Regions from separate parts of the Homo sapiens genome. Here region 1 is linked to region 2. The links are chromatin loops, found by intact Hi-C in ENCODE. Cell type or tissue: gastrocnemius medialis. All regions are shown on one strand. Each heading gives the region's core, and the rest is flanking DNA. Links, peaks and the distances in the headings are about the cores only.

What was found. Peaks named below come from ENCODE experiments on the same cell type or tissue, not always from the same donor. Only the 100,000 strongest peaks of a DNase experiment are listed, where the experiment ranks them.
Region 1: it touches region 2 in a loop (2.4-fold over the local background); 71 of 110 quality-filtered maps call a loop at or near these places.

What each region holds. Positions count from the first base shown.
Region 1 is chr3:129,595,604-129,598,509 of GRCh38, reverse strand. The region is part of intron 1 of PLXND1 (plexin D1); the gene reads left to right. Among named protein-coding and RNA genes, the nearest start is that of PLXND1, 9.6 kb to the left of the region's middle. RefSeq lists an enhancer at 1,561-2,292. In gastrocnemius medialis, for the core only: no CTCF peak of the experiment used is centred there; DNase peaks (open chromatin) are centred at 589, 1,619 and 2,059; H3K4me3 peaks cover 772 bases; H3K27ac peaks cover 2,500 bases.
Region 2 is chr3:129,503,338-129,506,243 of GRCh38, reverse strand. It overlaps IFT122 (intraflagellar transport 122), which reads right to left. Exons shown (of 30, transcript NM_052989.3): 21 at 1,823-1,925. Among named protein-coding and RNA genes, the nearest start is that of RHO, 24 kb to the left of the region's middle. In gastrocnemius medialis, for the core only: no CTCF peak of the experiment used is centred there; a DNase peak (open chromatin) is centred at 1,333; H3K27ac peaks cover 2,397 bases.

The sequences.
Region 1 (2,906 bases), core at 162-2,661, 92 kb before region 2:
CACACATACCAGAGGCCAGCACCTCCTTGGTAACATCGCATGCCCGTCCAAGCTCTGGGTGGGGAGCTCTCTAGAGTATGTGAGTATGGGAGGAGGCTCAGCTTGCTACAGGACAGCCCCCAAGAGAGACAAATTGGACCCTCTCCAGGAGCCCCCAGAATGGTGAGGGAGGAGGTCATGACATCAGACAGATGCCACACACTAACCAGCTCATCAGAGGAGTGCGGGAGGGCTTCCTGGAGGAGGGGAGGTTGGAGCAGCACTTGACAGATGGGGCTGGGGAAGGCATTCCAGGCAGAGCACACGATAGGGGCAAAGGCTCAGAGATGTTGGAATGTGGCTTGGGTAGCAGGCCGAGGGGAAGCTGAGAGTGTGCTGGGCCTTGCCTGCAGGCTAAAGACTTGGATGCTGTCATGTGGGCTGCGGGGAGCCAGCAGGGCTTTGGGGAAAGGAGAGACATGGCTGATCTGGTTCCGGAAGGGACCCTGTGGCTGCTGGTCTGTATTGGCCCTGCCAGGTGCTGGCAGGATCCAGGGGCGGAGGCGCTCACCCGGAGCCCCCACTGTGGCTGGACCAGGTAACTCCCGAGGGCCTCTCCAGCTCTGACAGCCATGTGGGGATTGCCATGGAAACCAGCCGGTTCCCGAGTGGGGACAAGCCCAGAAAGTCTCTGAGTGCCAGCCACGTGGACTTGGATCCTCACTGCCCCCCAAGTACAGCCGTTTTCTTCTTTCCAAAGGCCATGTCTGAGCCAGGGCCGAACCAAACAGACCGCCCAGACAGGCATCCAGTGGCAGGGGCCCTGCTCCACCCTGCTCGGCTGATACTCGATGCAGTCAAGATCTGGGGGCCAGCGCCAGCGGGGGCCCTCCCCGCCTAGTCCACCGTCCTTTACCCTGAAACTTGATAAATCATGCGCTGGAGGGGGAGGGAAGCTCGCAGCTCCATTACGAGTCCCGGCAAGGCCCCAGTGGGGCGTTAATCATGTAGCACTTTATGCTCTGATCGGTAAATAATGGGGGGGGGCCCGCAGGCAGAGGCCTTGGAGTGGAGGCCAGGCCCAGGAAAGTGGCCAAACCCCCTTGCCTGTGCCCTTCTCCAGCCTCTGCCCGCTATCTTTGTTTGAGGTGACTGAGCTCTCTAGAAGCAGCCATCACCTTGATGGGCCTCAGTTTCCCCAGCTCAAAACCCAGGGTTTTTCCAGCTCCAAGCGGCTGATTTCCTGGCAACCATTGGTGGCTCCCAGCAGAGCGGCGGGTGGGGAGGCTGTGGTTAAGGGCGGGGATCTGGAGCCCGCAGGCCTGCGCTGGAGGCTTGGATCTAGCCATTCCGGCTGTGTGCCCCTGGGCAAATCACTTCAACTCTCTGTGCCTCAGTTTCCTTTACTGTAAAGCAGCATCAACTCTTTCAGGGTGTGGTGAGGGTTGAATGAGATAATACAGAAAGAGGTCTCAGCACAAAGCAGACTGCACACAGCTGCTTGCTACTGTCACTCTACCGAACTGTTACTATGAGAAAGCTGCCCCTCCCCATCCTGGGGCTGGGCCTCTGAGCTCGGATGTGGGCAGCTGGAGAGAGGGCCCCGTTGTCACCTCTGTGTCCCCAGCTCATGGAATCCAGCCCGGAGATGTTTGCGCAAGGCTCCAAGCAGCCCTGTCTTCTTGGCTGTGTCCACAGCGGTCGTGCGATGACTCTGGGACCAGCGGTAGAGTCCTGCTGCAGAGCACAGCCTGCGGCCAGGCATATGGGCTGGACCCCGAGGAGACCAGGGGCTGGGGAGGAGGGTGTGAGATCGAACCTCCAAGTCCCCCCAGCCCCAGGAGGGAACTGCCAGTGTTCCCTGGAGAGGCAACTATTTCTCGGCTCCTGGCCTGGAGTCCCTTCAGGGGAGGAAGCTGGGAGGGAAACTGTTCCAGGGCTTGGAAAGACTGGCTTCGTGCTCTGCCCCTCCTGCTGGGGGGAGGGAAGCCTTTTCCCTGGGCCAGGGAAGAGCCGCTGGCTGCCCATCCCACACTGTGCTCCTCTGGGACCCAGGGGGAGGGGAGCTGGAAATGGGGCCAGGCCGGGCCGGAATGAGAAACAGCTTCATGAAGGGGGAGCTGGGTGTCTAGGGGCTGCGTCCAGCTAACTAAACAATGGCTGCTTGAGTCAGCGACTGTGGCGGTGGTTCCCAGGCGCCAGGGCAGAGCAGGCCGAGGCCAGAGCTCCCACTACTGTGTCCTTGGTGAGGGCGGTGTAGCCCATCCAGCCTCGGATGCTTTGACTTCAGGAAGCGGTGGAGTGGCTTGTCCCTGTCCTCGGGAGCTCCCGAGCCTCTGCTCCGTGGTCTGCATAGCTAATTGGGAACATTTATTGAGCACCTACAGTGCTTAGCACTGAAGGCTCCTATGAGCTCAGTCCTTCCATAAGCCCTAGGTGGTGGGTGCTATTGCTGTCTTATTTTACAGATGTGGAGTCCGAGGTTCAGAGGGGATGGTGCCTCCCATAGTGAGGTAAGAGCTGTGAGACTTAGGAGTCAGGAGCCTCAGCTTTCTCATCTGTAAAATGGGTACGCAGCAAGAGTGTGTGTGTGTGTGTGTGTGTGTGTGCGTGCGTGCACCCCCAGGGCTGTAAGGTGCCCCCAGTAGCTGTAGTGTCACACAGTAGGTCCTTAATCCAGCCAGGCTTGTGACCTAAGCCTGGGGCTTGTCCTTCCAGGCCATGCCTGTTTGGGGTGGGTGGGCAGATCATGCCCAGTCTGTGTGTTGGCCCTCAGGGCGGCCTGGCTGGCTGGCTTCAGCCCTTCCAGATGGTGTCCAGCTGGTCTGGATAACCTCAAAGCCCTGGAGCTGGGTGACCCGCCTCTTCCAGAGGGGTCAGGGAAACCAAGGCAGGCCTCCCCGAAGGGTCTGCCAGAGCTGCTGTGT
Region 2 (2,906 bases), core at 165-2,664:
AGGCTACATCCTGGAAAAAGTACAGTGAGATAAATTCCTTTTTGGCTGGGAAAAGGCGACTGACTTTGAAAAGCATGCAGAAAGGAAAAACTGGAGGGGCCAAATTCCAGGGCAAAGTCTAAGAGTGAAACTTGCTCATCTTCAGTGAGGTTCTGCCCCCTGCTCATTCCAGGGCAAAGTTTTGTGACTCCTAAGGTGATAGAAACAGGACCTGCCACTTTACTGCACTTGGAGGTAAAATGCTTTTGTTGCTAATCACCTCACTGGATCCTCACCACAGACTTATGAAGAAGGAAAATTATCCCCCTTTTTATGAGCAATGAAATGGGCTTTGCAAAATGGAGGTAAAGTGTCACACCCAAGGTCCCAGAACCAAGCCCAACTCAAGTCCTCAGTTTGTCTTCAAATGACTGCTTTTCAATGACCACTTTGAAGGATCTGCCTCAGTTATCACAACCATTTGTGAAAACAAGCAAAAAAACTCTCAATCGTTCCTATACTGTTTAACAGATATTTTCTGAGTACCTACTACGTGGCCAGCCCCTTGAGATGTTGGTGGCTGCCAGTGAAGCACTTGTAGCCATGACACTTGCCATATGAGAGCACTCAAATGATCCTAATCCTCCGCCTTCAGAGAAGGAGAAGGTCTGGCCTTTGTTCCGTTCTCATCTACAACCTCTTGTCTGAGTACCAAGTTACTATGGTGATGGATTCTTGGAAGGGCAGACACAGACAGATGGATAGGTTGATGTGTTTTGCCCAAACATGCAGATACTTCAGCAACTGGGTGCTCTGGAAATGCTGAAGCAGCAGAGAATGCGCTAACCTTCAATGAGGGCTTTCGGTTGAGGGGCTCCAACAGGGAGACATTTGTTCTGCAATGTGTCCAGAGAGGGCAACGGTTACCATATAGAAGCGTAAATCAGATGCTATGGAACATCAAACACCCAACTTCCATTAGAAGGCTAAATAGGCAGCAAAACAGAAAAATCAGGTTCCCCAGTCAGAGAGGTACTGGTCCAATTCTGGCTCTGCTGCTGACTAGATTTGTGACTTGGCATGGCACATTTAGCCTCTTCGTCCTTGCACAGCTGTTGGCAAGATTCAAGGTTACATAGGTTAAGTGCTCAGCCAGGGCCTGACACAGAGAGGGAAGTCAACTTTAAAAAATATGATTAATAACATCAGCGAAAGTTCTATACTTGCTTTAACTCCTATTTCAGATGCTGTTGTACGCTGTGTGCAGCCCATTTTACCAACAGAATTCTTGAGGAGCAGAAGTCACCCGTTTATCTGAGCCAGAAATAGAAGCTGAGTTTCTATTCTCAGTAGAGACCATGCCTCACACTGTGTGGCAATCCTCCCTTATTGTCCTCATGGTACCCTGGCTCACATTACCTCCCTGCCACTTCCTAGCTATGAAACTTCAGGCAAATTTCTTCACCTCTTTACCCTTCAGTTTTCTCATCTGCAAAATGGGAATCATAATGATGGTAGCTATACCATAGGGCTGTTGCGAGGATTAAACGGGAAGATACACTGCAGTGCACAGCACTTTGCTCAGTAACCACAGAGGCTTGGAGAGGAGGCAGCACCTCTTAAGGGCCTGTGGCAAGTGAGTGTGGCCCAGGAGGGTGTGACTCCAAGGCCAATGGTCTTTCCATGCTCCACAGTCTTTCACCACCAAACAATCACATCCCCAGGATGAAGTCATCTATCTTGGGATCTACAGATGGGAAGGGCTTGGTAGCCTTCCTGAAATGTATGTCTTGGCAGTAACTTCTCCTGCTCCTTCTAGAAGGTGACAGTCTGTGTTGCCTACCTTTCTGGGCTTCCTCAAAGCGATCGTTCTCTGCTAGCCACTGAGCATACGGCATGTAGATGTCATCCTTAAACTCAGGATGCTTCTCACCCAAAGCAAAGGCCTGGGGGAAGGAGCAAATGAAGTCTTAATAAAGCTGCCCCTGCAGCCCCCATGAAAACACTGTACTTGGCTGAATCCATTAGGGACATCATATTTTGCCAGCCTGACAACTCAGAGGGGGAGAGTGCCTCCCCCAAAAAACTACCCACAGAAATGCAAAAACAAATCAGCTCTTCGAAAACAAAAGGCAATTAACAGCAATATGCAAGCGACTGGATTCAGTAACAACACAGTCTGTTTCTGGACCACAGAAGCGGCACAGAATCGGAAACATTTTATTTTGAGGGTTTGCGTGGGCTCCTGTAGTGCTGCAAACAGATTTCTTTTAATTGCGGGCGACACCTAAGGAAACAGAATTGACATTATCATCATCACCACTTCTTATCAGTTGTCAAAGATGACTGTGGGCTTCGTGCTGTATGGACCCACTGACTGCTTCTCACCTAAGCCCCAGAACCACCTGTCAGGCCAGGAGAACCGGACATGAGCCATGGTGAGAAAGTCTGCCTGATGCACAGCGAGGTCTGAGTCATTCTAAGATGCTCTAATCTATGCTGCTTGGGAAATCTAATAAATTTCTCTTGAGAAGCCACCATTGCCTCTGTCCCTAGCCCCACCTTTTCTCATGACTGACCTCATCACCTCACCAATGGAGCTGTTCAGAGAGCAGACAACAGTCAGACGGCTCCTCTCAGTGAAGGCTTTGCTTTCACTCTAAAATGGACCATGATGGGTGGGTGGGTGAGTCGGGGGAGGATCTTGGCACAGCTCCTAATCCTCTCGGGGATGGATTTCTCTGCAGGGAACAGGGAGCCAGTGAGCTGGAGGGTGGGGGTTGAGCCATAGAAGGGGCAGCATCAGCTGCTTCTGCCAGCCTGAGGCTGGCCACCTTTCTCGCTGACCTGGCTAATTCTTTACAGCCCCTGACACCAGAGAGAAGTAGTGGTTGTGGGGTGGGGGCAGAGAAGGGAGGGAAAAAACT